Regions from separate parts of the Homo sapiens genome. Here region 2 is linked to region 1. Evidence: chromatin loops called from intact Hi-C (ENCODE). Cell type or tissue: Caco-2. All regions are shown on one strand.

Region 1 (8,000 bases):
GAGCATCTGCCAGCCACCCTGGCTCACCACAGCCATTGTAAGCCACACCCATTCATCTGGTGCTAACTTTCCATCTGACATAAGATAAACCTGCCTGCATCATTTCAAAATAAATTACACGCTACAGTCTCCTTCCTATGCCCACTCCCACAAGCAAACTTCCCATCTTTTCCGAGGTAAAGTGCCATGTTTACTGGAATGTTTATGTATTTCTAATGATTTAACAGGGGTAAAATGGTGCTACAGTTTTTACTAGTTTCTGTATTTTTGTAATGTGTCATTGACGTTTTGAGCACTGTGACTTGTTATGAGCTGACTTGTGTCCCCCAAAATTCGTGCTCAAGTCCTAACCCTCAACACCATAACCTGAGGTTTGACTGTGTTTGGAAACAGGGCCCTTAAAGACATAATTAAGGTCAAATGAGATGATGTAGGTAGGCCTAATCTAGACTGACTGGCATTCTTGTAAGAAAAGGAGATCAGGACACAGACCCACAGACAGGAAAGACCATGTGAAGACACAAGGAGAAGACGGCATCTGCAAGCCCAGGAGACAGGTCTCAGAAGAAACCAACCCTGCCTACACCCGGTCTCAGACTCAGCCTCTGGAACTGTGAGAAGATACATTTCTGTTGTCTAAGCCACCCAGTCAGTGCTACTTTGTTATGGCAGCCCTACAAACTAATATATACCCCAAACCTCATTTTTTCCACAAGCGCTGTGGTTTTTATTGTGCAATTTTGCATAGCACAATGATTTTCAAGAATGCATACGCTGCATTGTAACAGAACTGACTGTATATCTCAAGTTTCTGCTATAAGCCCTAACAGGAACAAGAGTATACAGAGAAAAATGGAAGGGAAGAAATAAGGGGGTGTTAGATGTGGCCCTAAGATTGATCTAAAATCACTCCCTAAAAGACAAAGTTCATCTAAATGTGAAAATACTAAGGTGAGATGGAGGAAAGGGGGGAAGGTGCATCATCGCATACTACAGAAAAGGAACTTAAAAATACACCTTGGGACTCTAGGAGGCAGTCCCTTGGAAAGGCAACTGTTTGGGGGAAAACAAAGTAGTTAGAAAAGGAGACCTTCTTTGAAAACTGCATGGTAAAGAGAAAAGAAGAAAAGGGGAAATTCAGAAGACAGTGAAAAAAAAAAAAATTAAGTGACACAGTTGGGCGCGGTGGCTCACGTCTGTAATTCCAGCACTTTGGGAGGCAGAGGGAGGCGGATCACAAGGTCAGGAGATCCAGACCATCCTGGCTAACACGGTGAAACCCCTTCTTTACTAAAAAATACAAAAAATTAGCTGGGTGTGGTGGCATGCACCTGTAATGCCAGCTACTTGGGAGGCTGAGGCAAGAGAATCGCTTGAACCCAGGAGGTGGAGGTTGCAGTGAGCTGAGATTGCGCCACTGCACTCCAGCCTGGGCAACAGTGCGAGACTCCGTCTCAAAATAAATATATAAAAAAAAATTGAGTGACACACAAGTCCTTTCCCCTTCCCATTTCTGTAAAGCACCCAGTAAAACAACCACTAGAGGACACTGCCAGAAACCTGGCAGACATCCCTCAACAGGAGACCAAAGTTAGTATCACGGGGAATGGAACCAAGAGACATCATCATGTGCCCCCTGACATGGTATGTTGAGAAGGACACAGCGTACTTCAGCCAAAAATGCATAACCTGAATCTAATGTTTAAATATCAGACAAACACGAATTGAGGACCCAATTAAGTGATCTGTGTTCTTCAAAAATGTCAAATTTATGAAAAATAAAGAAAACTGAGAAAATCATCCAGATTAAAGGGGAACAAAAAGACATCACAACTACATAAAACAGGTGAGCCTGAATTGGATGTGGACCAGGGGAAAGAAGGCCCTATAAAGGACAGTAGGGGACAATCTTGCCCAATTTGAATAAATATATAGATCATTATAGTGTGATCAGGTAAGTGAATGCTATTGTTTTGGGGTAAAGGGTATCATATCTGCAATTTACTCTAACACAGTTCAGAACAAAAATTAATGAGTACGAGGGAAGAGATGTATGTGTGTGTATAAAGGGCGGGAAGGAAAGAGGGCGAGAGAGAGAATGACAATGCCAACATGGTAAAATATTAACATTTGAGGAATCTGGGTAAAGGGTAAATGAGAATTCTTTGTACTCTTTTTGCATCTATACTGTAAGTATGAAATTATTTCCAAATAAGAAAAAAGAGCAAAAGATAAATTGTACTTAGCTTTCCAATGTGTACTTTCTGATCAAGTCCTTAATTCATTTACTGAGAACAGTGAGGTCACTGCAGAGTAGATGGGAGAATAAATGAAGAACAAAGGTGCCGGGCGTGGTGGCTCACACCTGTAATCCCAGCACTTTGGGAGGCCAAGGCAGGTGGATCCCCCAAGGTCAGGAGTTCGAAAACAGTCTGGCCAACATGGTGAAACCCCGTTTCTACTAAAAATACAAAAACTAGCCAGGCATGGTGGCATATGCCTGTAATCCCAGCTACTTGGGAGGCTGAGGCAGGAGAATCACTTGAACCCAGGAAGTGGAGGCTGCAGTCGAGATTGTGCCACTGCACTACAGCCTGAGCAACAGAGTGGGACTCCGTCTCAAAAAAAAAAAAAAAAAAAAGAACAAAGGGCCAGGCATGGTGGCTCACGCCTGTAATCCCAACACTTTAGGAGGCTGAGGTAGGCGGATCACCAGAGGTCAAGAGTTCGAGACCAACCTGGCCAACATGGCAAAACCCCATCTCTACTAAAAATACAAAAATTAGCCAGGTGTGGTAGCGGCACCTGTAATCCGAGCTACTCAAGAGGCTGAGGCAGGAGAATAGCTTGAACCTGGGATGTGGAGGTTGCAATGGGCCGAGATCACGCCACTGTACTCCAATCTGGGCGGCAGAGCAAGATTCCGTCTCAAAAAAGAAAAAAAAAAGGAAAGAAAGAAAAAAACAACACAACGGAATTGGCAAATCACAAGTGACATCATCACATCATCTTAAAATCTCAATTCAGAAAACTTGAAAAATATTATAAACTTGTGAAGTAATCAGGCTCTGTAAAACAGACTGAAAAATCCTGATTTAAACCACCAACCTTGACAGACAGAACCGGAAAAAGGTACTACTATTTCTTCTTAAGGGGTGTCTTGGCTCAATGACTCTGAGTAGATTCTCTGTTAGCATAAGGCACTCACGTACAGAAAAGGACTGAGTGAAAAGTCAGCATTACTGTATATGACATTTTCTTAAAGTACATCTTATGACTTTAAAGTACATGTAGTCCAACCAACTGCTAACAGGGAGAATAATGGAGTGACTCTTAACATAATCTCATTCCAATACCAGCACTCTACACAGACACCTTTTTCACCCCTATACCATTATAGTATTGTCCAAATTCGTCTCCTCCCTCCAGTCACTCTACCTTTCAACCTCTCCAGCAACACTCTTCCAGATTCTTCATTCTAAAATACCCCTTCCACGTCACACTCCTTTAGCAAAACCCTTCAAAAGATATTTATAACATAAAGAATCAGGTTCAAGTTTCTTACTCTCAATATCCAAGGCCTCCTATCATTTAGTCTTCAGCTTCTTTTCCAAACTACTTCTCTCATCTCCCTTCTGCCAAAACTGGCCACTATGTCTCCGCTGACCCCTAGCACTTTGCCTGCCGATCCTCAAAGCCAAATGTGGAGCCAGCTGACTGCAGGAAGCCTGTCCTCACCACGTCAACTAACTCTCTCTCTCTCTCTCTCTCTCTCTCTCTCTCTCCTCAGAAGATGAAGTCATTAGAACTTGCTGCAAATAAATAAGCAGTATGACAGCCCTACCAAGTTCTAACTTTTCTAATTTTTTCCTTCATGTTTGAATGTCAATTATCTAACTTGTGCCCACAATGTCCCTCCTTCCTCTCATTGTTTTTATTGCTCCTGCTTTGCAGGTACGCTAGCATGTGCTTATTCTATAATACAATGGGACAGAGCAGCTGCGAGAGCAAGGCGGTGTCAAAGGAATTTAGTGCTTAAAGAAGCATGAAAGCAAAACCAGCACTGAAGGATTGTTATCTGCGGTCTGAGAGAGGGGCCAGAGTCCAGGTTAGGCAGTAGAGCGGTTCTGAGCCCAACCCACAGGTGGGCATTGTGCTTGCAGCATACTGTCATTGGCTATACGGCATATCTACTATCCTCCTAGGCGCCACAACTGCAGATAGGGGAATGTGGGGGATGGCTGCAAGAGGGTGAAGGTTAGCAAATAATGCCACCATAGACAGAAGAGTGAGCTTCATCTTAATCCGGTTAAATTATTAAAATTTATAATGAGATAAATCCAAATTTGTGAAATGTTGCCATACCTTCAGACACAGTGGTAGAGTCTCTATGCAAGATGTAGCCATTTGGTTATAGAAATGGAGATCCTGCTGGTGAACACAGAAGTCCAACACCGGGGAAATCACAAGGTTGTGCCTGACCTTTTCCTCCTCATTCAGGACAAGGGCTTGAGGGTCATCACGAGATATTCCCTGGGGATCATGGCCTTCAGAAATGGCACATAACCCAAATACAGTTTTCACAACTTAAGGTCATCACACTAACACATGTTGAGCAGGTATCGCTGGATGCTCATAATAAGCCTTTGACTTAAGGTCCTTCTATAACCCCTACTGTACAGATAAGGAAACTGAGGCACAGAAAGATTAAGTAACTTGCCTGAAATCACACAGCCAGTGAAAGGCAGAGCCAGGATTCAAATGCAGGCAGTCTGCCTGTCTCCAGAGTCCATAATGAACTCAACTACTACAAAAACACAAATGTGCTTAAAAAGATCAAATAAGTTATGCTTTCTAAAAATTAACCCAGAAATTTAATATTTGAATTGCAGTTCCTTAAATGCAGCCTAATTTAAAAGGAACTAAATGATGAATTAGATTTGGGGTTTTTTTTTTTTTTTTTTTTTTTTTTGCTTTTTAAAGCCAGCAATTCACTGTTAAAAGAGCAAGTCCACTAATCATGACTGTTTGGGCCAGGCACAGTGGTTCATGCCTGTAATCCCAGCACTTTGGGAGGATGAGGTGGGTGACTGCTTGAGCTCAGGAGTTTAAGACAAGCCTGGGGGACATGGTGAAACCCCATCTCTATAAAAAATACAAAATTAGCTGGGCGTGATGGCACACACCTGTGGTCCCAGTTTCTCAGGAGCCTGAGGTCGGAAGATCACTTGAGCCCAGGAGATCAAGACTGCAGTGAGCCGTGATTGCGCCACTGCACTCCAACCTGGGTGACAGAAAAACCATGTCTTACCAAAAAAAAAAAAAAAAAGACTACTTCTAGGGCAATAATGTTTACTAAAAACTGACATTTCAATTATTAGTTAAAATAACACATTAGTATCGTATGAATATTTTTCTTTAATAACAATATTTTTTAAATGGCACACATTTTAAATGTTTAACTATTTTAGTTACACGTATGAATTATAGTGGCTTTTCAAACCAAAATGAAGTAAACACAAATTAAATCTTTAGAACATTTCAGCCAGATTACCAAATGTATCTGGAATGTGACACAGTCTTCACATTCCTTTACCTGAGAGGCAGTGAAGCAAAGAGGACTAAGTCTAGGCTTTGAAGCCCTACTTGAATCTCCTACTCTGTAATCTCAGATAAGGTATTTAATCTCTCTGAGCTTTGGTTCACTCAGTTATTAAATGGGTATAAATAACATCAACAGCCTAAAAGTCCCAAACATAAAAACATATAAGACCATGTGCAGTGGCTCACACCTGCAATGCCAGCACTTTAGAAGGCCAACGCAGGAGGATAGCTTGAGGCCAGGAGTTCAAGACCAGCTTAGGCAACATAAAGAAACTCTGTCTCTACAAAAACTATATATATTTTTTTAATTAGCTGGGTGTAGTGTGATGTACCTATAATCCCAGCTACTGCGGAGGCTGAGACAGGAGGATCACTTGAGCCCAGGGATTCAAGGCTGCAGTAAGCTGTGTTCACACCACTGTATTCCAGCCTAGCTGATAGAGCAAGAACCCAACTCTATTATTTTTATTTATTTTTTATTTTTTTTTGAGACAGAGTCTCACTCTGTCACCCAGGCTGGAGTGCAGTGGCACAATTTTGGCTCACTGCAACCTCTGCCTCCTGGGTTCAAGCGATTCTCCTGCCTCAGCCTCCTGAGTAGCTGGGATTACAGGCACCCGCCACCACACCTGGCTAATTTTTTGTATATTTAGTAAAGACAGGTTTCACCATGTTGGCCAGGCTGGTCTTGAACTTCTGACTCAGGTGATCTGCCGCCTTGGCCTCTCAAAGTGCTATGATTACAGGTGTGAGCCACCATGCCCGGTCAAGACCCCAACTCTCGAAAACAAAACTATATGCACATGTGAACGCCTGTGTGTGCGTTTTTTTTTTTTTTTTAAGTTTCACTTTACCTTTTTTCTTTTTTTTAAGAGGCAGGGTCTTGCACTGTTGCCCAGGCTGGAGTGCAGTGGCACAATCTCAGCTCACTGCAACCTCCACCTCCTGGGTTCAAGTGATCCTCCCACCTCTGCCTCCCAAGTAGCTGGAAGTACAAGCACACATCTACATGCCAAGCTAATTTTTTTATTTTTTGTAGAGACAGGGTCTCACTATGTTACCCAGGCTGGTCTCAAACCCCTGAGCTCAAGCATCCTCCCTCCTCAGCCTCCCAAAGTGCTGGGATTACAGGCATGAACCACCATGGTGGGCTATATATTTTTAAAATGTACATAGAACAACCAGACCCAAAGGAAGAACTTAATAAACGTTAAATCCTTTTCTTTCTTACGAGAAACAAGGACAGATACATTGTCTCTGTGGATTTGTAAGTCCACACTACACTGATACTTTCCAGAATCCAAGAGACAAGCAATGTTTCTCCACACCCACTTTCAGTTACGACACTGAGGTTAACAAATCCCAATTCTAGATTCCAATGTATATGGAGGCTTATATAAAGTGTTTACTATAAAATGTAATTTTTTAAATTGTTTAGTTTTTCAGCATGGTACTGGTACCAAGACAGATATATAGACCAATGGAATAGAACAGAGCCCTCAGAAATAACACCACACATCTACAACCATCTGATCTTTGACAAACCTGAGAAAAACAAGAAATGTTGAAAGGATTCCCTATTTAATAAGTGGTGCTGGGAAAACTGGCTAGCCATATGTAGAAAGCTGAAACTGGATCCCTTCCTTACACCTTATACAAAAATTAATTCAAGATGGATTAAAGACTTAAATGTTAGACCTAAAACCATAAAAACCCTAGAAGAAAACCTAGGCATTACCATTCAGGACATAGGCATGGACAAGGACTTCATGTCTAAAACACCAAAAGCAATGGCAACAAAAGCCAAAATTGACAAACGGGATCTAACTAAACTAAAGAGCTTCTGCACAGCAAAAGAAACTACCATCAGAGTGAACAGGCAACCTACAGAATGGGAGAAAATTTTTGCAATCTACCCATCTGACAAAGGGCTAATATCCAGAATCTACGAAGAACTTAAACAAATTTACAAGAAAAAATCAAACAACCCCATCAAAAAGTGGGCAAAGGATATAAACAGATACTTCTCAAAAGAAGACATTTATGCAGCCAAAGGACACATGAAAAAATGCTCATCATCACTGGCCATCAGAGAAATGCAAATCAAAACCACAATGAGATACCATCTCACACCAGTTAGAACAGCGATCATTAAAAAGTCAGGAAACAACAGGTGCTGGAGAGGATGTGGAGAAATAGGAATGCTTTTACACTGTTGGTGGGAGTATAAATTCGTTCAACCATTGTGGAAGACAGTGTAGTGATTCCTCAAGGATCTAGAACTAGAAATACCATTTGACCCAGCAATCTCATTACTGGGTATATACCCAAGGAATTATAAATCATGCTAATATAAAGACACATGCACACGTATGTTTATTGTGGCACTATTCACA
Region 2 (8,000 bases), 95 kb before region 1:
AGCTCTTTCAAAAGTTCTTCTTTTTCATTAATCAGCATCAGTTTTTCCTTCTCAATATCCAGTGCCCCAGGCCAGGCCTCACTGTCCAATTTTGACAGTTCAATTTTTAAGTTGGCCATACTAAAAAAAAAAAGATAGAAGAGGTATGCACATACTTAAAACTCCTGAGAAAGGTAAACACAGCCTAAGCCAAATTTGGTGTTGACATGCTGTCCAGATTTTCCTAACTTGACCTTACCAGAAAGAGGTGTGGTCTACTGGTGAGAGGCCGGAGTGGGAGCAGCAGCCTTGCACACCAGTCTCTGGGCCTGTCTCTGCACTCAGCTGTCACCCACTTCTTTCCCCCATCTTTAAAATGTGAGTGAGCATACCCAGCTACCTGACAAAAGGGTGAAGGCCAAGTACACAGAGGCTTCAAAAGCTGAGTGCTCTGGGCGCCACGAGAGGCCAGCTCTGACGTGTGACTGCCTGTGTAGGTGACAGGAAAGATGCCTGGGGGGTTCCCTTTAAAAAAACTGAGGTGAATGATGTCTGAGATGCCATCACTATACATTTTATTCCAATGTGTTTTAGATGCTGTCCGCTAGTAAAATGGGAACCCCAGGGCAGGCTGGACAGAGACTAGGGCATTAGTAAGTCAGGGAAGGAGAGAGCAGCAAAGAGAGCAGTGGTGTGGCCAACTGGTATGAAAGCAGTTGGGCCAGGTGCAGTGGCTCATGCCTGTAATCTGACACTTTGGGAGGACAAGCAGCACGATCATGTGAGGCCATGAGTTCGAGACCAGCCTGGGCAACATAGCGAGACCCTGTCTCTACCAAAAATATTTTAAAGATTTTAAAAATTAGCCAGGTGTGGTGATGTGTGTGCCTGTGGTCCCTGCTCCTTGGGAGGCTAAGGTGAGATCACTTGAGCCCAGGAGTTTGAGGCCACAGTGAGCCATAACTGCGCCACTGCACTCCTGCCTGGGTGACAGAGCAAGACCCTGGGAGGGAGTCAGGGGTTGATCCATCAAGGCTCCCCCATTGCCAAAGAGAAGGGGCAGGGCTTGGCCTTCTCCCGTTCACATTCTCCTTAAGCTGCATGTGAGTCTCCTCCCCATCAGTGCCCCGACTGGTGTACAAGCCATTTACTGAGCAGTCATTGCACTGACACTTTATACATTATTGTGCTAGCCCTGTGGTTGCTCTGTACACAGCTATTTGCAGGCAGCATACGGTGGACCTTCACTAGTACAGGCAGCTGGCATGACACCACTGGAGTGACAACAGGTGCTGAAGTGATGTGGACAGGGACAGGAGAAGGAGGAGGAAAATGCACCAAAGGCAAACCTCACTGTTTCCATAATTTTGCCTGACCCCAGATTTCTCTTATGTCTAGAGCTTCGTAACACATGGTAGAGTTAACATTACCCCCGACTCAGTACGAATGTCCTAACCACCTGAGTCAAATAACTTGCTACGTGGCACTGTAAAGACAATGAGGACTGTTCATAAGGTAAGCGGCACATGGTTCTTTCGACCATAACGACAAGATCTCAGTGAACTATGAACTCCACTGATGTCTGCACAAGGAATCTATGTTTCTACAGAAAAACGTTGGATGATTACTTTGGATATTGTTAACAGTACACACCAAAATACGAAAAACAGAAAAGAAATACTTTCCCATTTTCATGGGAGAACTTGTAGAAGGGAAGAGAAAAGGTGAATGAAAAACATAATCAAGAGCAAAGATGGAAGTAGATCTATACCTTTGTGCCATAAGTTTCTTGTTCTAATTAAAAATAAAATTGCATGTTAGAGTGGCACGGTGTATGCAGTGTACTTCTGATTTTCTCCCCCCATCTGCACTTATGATAGATTTAAGTAACATCAGCTATTCTTCAGCTTTAACCACAAAATCATAAACAACTGTCTCAACATACTAGAAAATTAATCATCAAAATGCGAAATAAGCATGATATTATTAGCTTCATTAAGCACATAAAATAAGGGCTGGAGGAGAAAACAGATTTCAGAGAAACACAACCTGCCTCTTTACTTAATCAGAATTGAGGAGGAAAAAGCATTTTCAACATATGCATAAGCGCTTGAGATTTACTTTCTCATCAGCATCACTAGTAACTTTAAAACAAAACCCCAAATGGCACGCCAATGCAACCAAGTGGGAAAGAACCAATGTCTGAAGTTTTGATGTGACTGAATTAACCAACTGAACCAGGAACAATAACATAATACAGGAAAAAGAGGCGCCCGTTTATTATTTGTGTCATCAGACATTAGGCAGGTCTTAAATTTTATTTTAGAAGGAGTGTTCCAAATTTGGGGAGCAGAATATGAAGAAGAGTTTTAGAAGCACCTAGGAAGAGAAATGTGATGTGAGCTCCAGATAAAATTCACTTAGAAGTCAAAGGAGGGTGAAAGTTGAAGCTGATCCATGGGAAGCAAGAGTCAAGCCCGAAAGAATGCAGGGGCTTAAGGCCCAGTTCTCCAAGACTGCTTCTGAGTAATGGCCATTCTCTTTCAGAAAAGCAGACCAAATTCATGGCTTTGTCCACAGCCCTGCCCAGGTGGACACACAACAAGGGGACCACAGGCACTATCTACCGAAAGCTGGCACATTGCCGGGCCACAAAACCAGAAGTTGATCCTCAATACTTATTGAAGGGAAGGCACTAATCTGGGCACTGAGAAGGAGATAATAAAGCCTAAACATTTTTCCCTAACCTGAAGAAATTTAGAATCTCCCAGAGAAAATTTAAAGGCATTAAAATTAGCTGAGTAAATTGCTGTTCAGATCGCCTAAGTGACTTGTTCAAGCTCACATGGTTAATAATTTGTGGAATGAAGCTTAGGTTTCTTTCAGGAAGTGAGGAACCAAGTAATATTAAGAATACAGGTTACATAGAGGTGAATATTGTATTTATTTTACTTTGTTAAAGCCTGATAACCTCTAAGGACTACGGCCAATTGCTTTTAAGTTATCATCATCACCAATAATAAGGAATATACTTCAATATCTGGTTCTCAGCTGAGCTTTTCATGGTCATGGGGAGAAACATGATAAATTCCTGTTTCTTGCAGGACGATAATGCAGTTTCTCCCAATGTCCTCCTAAATAATAACCCAATGGCATTTTAAAGCTCTTATGAGGAAAATAATGAAATCAAATGTATCAGTATAATCCTTTCCCTCATAATAAGGAGTTCTATATTATGAAAAGTATTTGAGTCTATCTACTAGATACGGATAGTGAAATCTCTTTTTTGTTGTTGTTGTTGAGACGGAAGTTTCTTATGTCTCACTCCAGCAGAATCACAAAGTAAGTAAAAGATAGCACAGGGATTAAGAAGAGTTTATGAGGTAAAAGAGAGAAATGAGAATCTCTCTTCCTTTTCCCTAACCTAAGTCGACTGGAACTGCCACCTCAGCACCTTCAAGGACATTAGCAGTAAGACTTCCCTTCAAATCAAAGGCAAATAAATCAATACTTATTTGCCTTAGAACTCCTCAACAGCTATTTAGTCCTATACCTGAACCACTGTATCATATTTCCATCAAAGCAACCAATCTTCTCACTTTTAATTGAGAGTTAAGTATTGTACCAACTCAAAGCTTCTTTTTTCTCAGAGGAGAAGGGGGCAAGTTCATTTGTATACTTCTCACTAATTCTCCCTGTTCTTTAGCTTTTGGTGGTTGGGGGGTGGAGGGCGGGGGGAAGAAAAGGTAGACCAGAGAGGAAGCAGCCCTGACATGCTAAAACCGAAGGGTGGCCTTGGTAAGAATGTATGGGGAGTGCCCAGCAGATGTCACCACAGGAGTAAAGATTAATTCTGGAAAAGAAAATGTTTGAGCCATGCACAAAACAGCTTCTCTGTCATTACCTTCTTTTGGCTTCTTCATACTGTAGGCTTAGCCTGACCTTTTCAGCTAAATTTGATCTACTTCTTACTCCAATCTAGTGGAAAAAGAAAAAGGAAAAAAGTCAATTAACTCTGCTAATGAATGAAGTAAATTGCTTTTGTTTCTGGGAAGTATGTGTAATTGAAAAGTTAAAGAAGATGGTACTGAAATCGGGAAACACCAATTTTAAAAGACACTTATTTTATTGTCTCAGTAGGGGCAAAACATTTCTTTCAATTCAAGCTCATCTGTTTTTCAAAGACTCTAACATTATTTTCTCTACACGTTAAATTCAAGATAAAAAATATCCTGATACTGTAAATACCAAGGTAAATGTGTCTGGTATCTCAGAGTTTATGAAGGGTGTACAGGTCAATAAAATTTATGAACTGGAACTAATTTTTTTGCCTTTATGAGCCTAATTTCTAGCATTTAGCTTTCAACTGTACAAAATATAAACTAAATAAGTTCAAAAATTAATTTTCAAACAGGTAAGCCCTACTGTTGATCTCTACCTGTTTTACTTTCACAGCACATATTTCAAAGCAGCATAAAAGAATATGAAAAGAAATGGGAATGTATTGAGAAGTAAATACCTGCTAATGGCATCCCAAAATGGAGAAGGTAAAATAGTTAACAATAGCCAAGCCACATTAAATATTTAAATGGCAGATATAAATCACAAATTAAACATTTTAATATAATCAATTAAGATTTACAAAAACAAGTTTTCTTATTAGTCTTAAAAGGCATGTTTTTCTGTTTCTCATTGGCCTAATGTTTATTTGAAAGGACCTACATTTCCAAGACTCTAAACGTAATAGGAAAAAGTTAAATTCTCATATGCCTCTAGCCTTTCAGCGTGTCTCTAAAGGAATATAGCATGAGAAAGTTTGAACAAAGCTACTCATATGGACAAATCCTGACATACTTGGCACCTAGATAGAAAAGATAAGGCTATGATTTTTAAAACTAATCTTACGAAAATGGAACACTGAATGCACACAGCCAGAATCCAAGTCACATATACTTCTGGTTCCAGTTCACCATCCATATTGCAATTAAGGCCCATCAAGGACAACACTGGGCCAACTCTTCAGCACAGATAACTTACATCTCCGGAAATGCTTGTTTGTGACCCAGCATCAAGGGTCTGTCTGGAGAGACATAAATGAGAGTTCACAGGACTACATCTCAAATCTGGCTCAGATCTGCCAATGTTCTGATCCAAATGAAACCGCTCCTGCAGCTTAGCAAGACTCTGTTCAGAAAACACAAAGTGTTTCATAAAGCTTAACAAGTAAGACAGCAAACCTTCCCTACCAGGTGAAATTAAAAGGAAAGAGCTAATCTCAATGGAAAAAAACAACTTTATTTTAGTAGGTACTTACCATTTTATATAATTGAAAAAATAACAGCAGGATATAATTTTGCACCTCCATACATGTGACTTTGGAAGCGAGATCATATTAAACCAGTTGTCTTATCTATCTCAAAACAGCATTTTCCTATGAACGGTATCTTTAAAATACATGCATGTCTTATTTCTAAAAATTTCATTAAGAAGTTATCTCTATTTCAATAGGAACCCACTCACTTCATGCAGCTGAAATTGTGGAAACAGAATATCTATAACATAATCTCTCATTTTAGATACAGTAAAAGAACTTCCTACTTTGAAGACTTCTTCAATTAAGCCATTGTACATCTGGACAGGACCCAAGAGATTATTTAGCTCACATCAATGTTAGGGATTAGGAAACTGAGGCTCAGAAGTTGCTAATGAGTGGCACAGGCATGGAACAAGCCCATCTGTGTGTCTACTGCATGGCACTGCCTGTGGTGACATGTTTGGCTTGGTAAAGAGAATAATCAAAAGCAAATGTGCCTGCTGTGGGCACTCAGGTTTAATAAACTGTGTTTACTTTAGAGGGAGGATATGAACAAGTGAAAGTATTGAAAAGGAAAGACTAATCTGAATTACTTAAAACAATAAAAAGGAAACCCTAGGGTAATCCTAATAAAATGATAAGAAACCATTATTATCAACAAAAGAGCCTGTATTTAATCCTGATATTTAAAATTTTCATGATTAGGAGGAATTAGAAATATCAGAGATCTGAAATTTTTTACCTAACTTTCTCTATTTTCTCTCAAAGGGATATATATACTATATACTATATATATAATATATATATAGTATATATATTATATATATATTATGTAGTATATATAGTATATATGTAGTATATAGTATATATAGTACATATAGTATATATAGTATATAGAATATAGTACATATAATATATAGTATATATAGTATATAGTATATATAGTATATATAGTATATAGTATATATAGTATATATAGCATATATAGCATATATATAGTATATAGTATATAGAGCATATATAGTATATACAGTATATATATAGTATATATAGTATATATATAGTATAGTGTATATATAGTATAAATAGTATATATAGTATATATATATGAGGATAAAACTTAAATGGTCACATCAAATAATATAGAAAAGAACAAAAAAACCTTTTAGTGACCTTGTGCAAGTCTTTTCTATTTTTCCATCTATACAGTGAAAAAAAGTCAGTGTTCTTCAAACTCATCTGTGATGGCAATGCATTCTATCAATTTAGTAGGTTGTTACTAGTATTTTTTTAAATGAAATAGAAGATACTAGAAAATAAAATCAGAGTACATCACCAGTTTAAGAGTAGGCATATTTCTGTGAAATTCATTTGGAGTGTGTATGTGTGTGTGTGCGCGTGCATGCACACCTGTGTATCTATAGGTACACACAATTGTGTGTTACTGGGTTTTGATGTAAAATCTATTTCTTACTGTGGTCAAAGAGGTTTGAAAGTCACAGAAGATATCTAAAGTTTCTTCTAACTCTATTGTCAATCTCTGCATCTACTAATTAATGTAATTTAGTAACTGAAAAGGGATCTAATCTTTTAATTTAATCAGGCCTGCAGATGAATCCAAAGTTTATAGGAAGAATGAAAGATGACCTAAAATTGTTGAATTAGAAGGTTCCAATGTAGATTTGCTCCAGTTCTATTAACTTTTTTTTTTAAAGGACCTACTACATGCATTTCTGGAATGACTGACTTAATCAGCAAGACAATTGTGGAACAAAACCAAAATACACACAAGTAAAGTCTTGCATGTGTTATATGTATGTTAAAACCACGTTAACCCAGACTGCCTGGGTTTGAACCATAGTCTTGCTACTTACCAGCTGTATGACTTTAAGAAACTTTAATTTTTCTGTGCTGAAATTTCCTCGTCTGTAAGCTGAGAATAATAACAGTGCCTACCTTTAGTGGCTGTTGTGAGGATCAAGGGAATTATTTATATGCAAGGCAGTTAGAAGAATGTCTGGCACAAAGTCAGTATTTACAATTACATGCTATTATTATTTTGTCTTTTCTATATTATTTTATATTCTTCTTGCAAGTAATGCAAAATTATATGGATCCAAGAATATTTATCTATATTCAACTAATATTTTGAAAACCAACATCAAGTAGTTAAATATGGTATTTAAATGTAGATGTTCTATTGAGAATGTAAACATCATCAGTGACTCTAACATTTTCCCATAGATGCGGACTAAATTATCCCTCAGCTAAGTAAGAACTCCAAATATACGAAATAAGAATTCTTAGTGTTTGGGATGGAGGGAAGGAGAGGAAGAGAGACACCCTTAAAAAAAAACTTGACTGTATTTGATAGTATAGATACTGAGAATACTGATCACTTAACGGCTATTTTGTGTTTTCTACACATGATGCTGGATCACTGGGAGTTAAGACCCACAGGCTGAGAAGTGAACAGGTTTAGTAAGGGGATCTATGGCCATTGGCAGCTTTGCTAGGGTAACTGTATAGGCATCCCCCAGCTGGGTCAGCACTCCCCGCCCCACCCTTAGCTGGCACCCCAGAATCAACTGGGTCGGAAAACTTTTCTAAGCTCCTCACATAGCCTCATCCCCAAAAGGCAAGCCTTCTACTTACTGATGGCAAATGATATATCCCTTGTGTATCCTGGGCTGAGAATTCTGCTTAC

The links. Hi-C counts contacts between places; a loop is a spot of excess contacts. Peaks named below come from ENCODE experiments on the same cell type or tissue, not always from the same donor. Only the 100,000 strongest peaks of a DNase experiment are listed, where the experiment ranks them.
Region 2: it touches region 1 in a loop (2.7-fold over the local background); 2 of 110 quality-filtered maps call a loop at or near these places.

The regions. Positions count from the first base shown.
Region 1 is chr4:183,150,975-183,158,974 of GRCh38, reverse strand. The region is part of intron 1 of WWC2 (WW and C2 domain containing 2); the gene reads right to left. Among named protein-coding and RNA genes, the nearest start is that of WWC2, 56 kb to the right of the region's middle. In Caco-2, no CTCF peak of the experiment used is centred here; DNase peaks (open chromatin) are centred at 3,694, 4,084 and 5,244; H3K4me3 peaks cover 883 bases.
Region 2 is chr4:183,245,877-183,253,876 of GRCh38, reverse strand. WWC2 (WW and C2 domain containing 2) reads right to left here. Exons shown (of 23, transcript NM_024949.6): 7 at 5,017-5,163; 8 at 3,884-3,957; 9 at 1-120. Among named protein-coding and RNA genes, the nearest start is that of WWC2-AS1, 9.2 kb to the right of the region's middle. In Caco-2, a CTCF peak has its summit at 3,839 (motif pointing right); no DNase peak of the experiment used is centred here.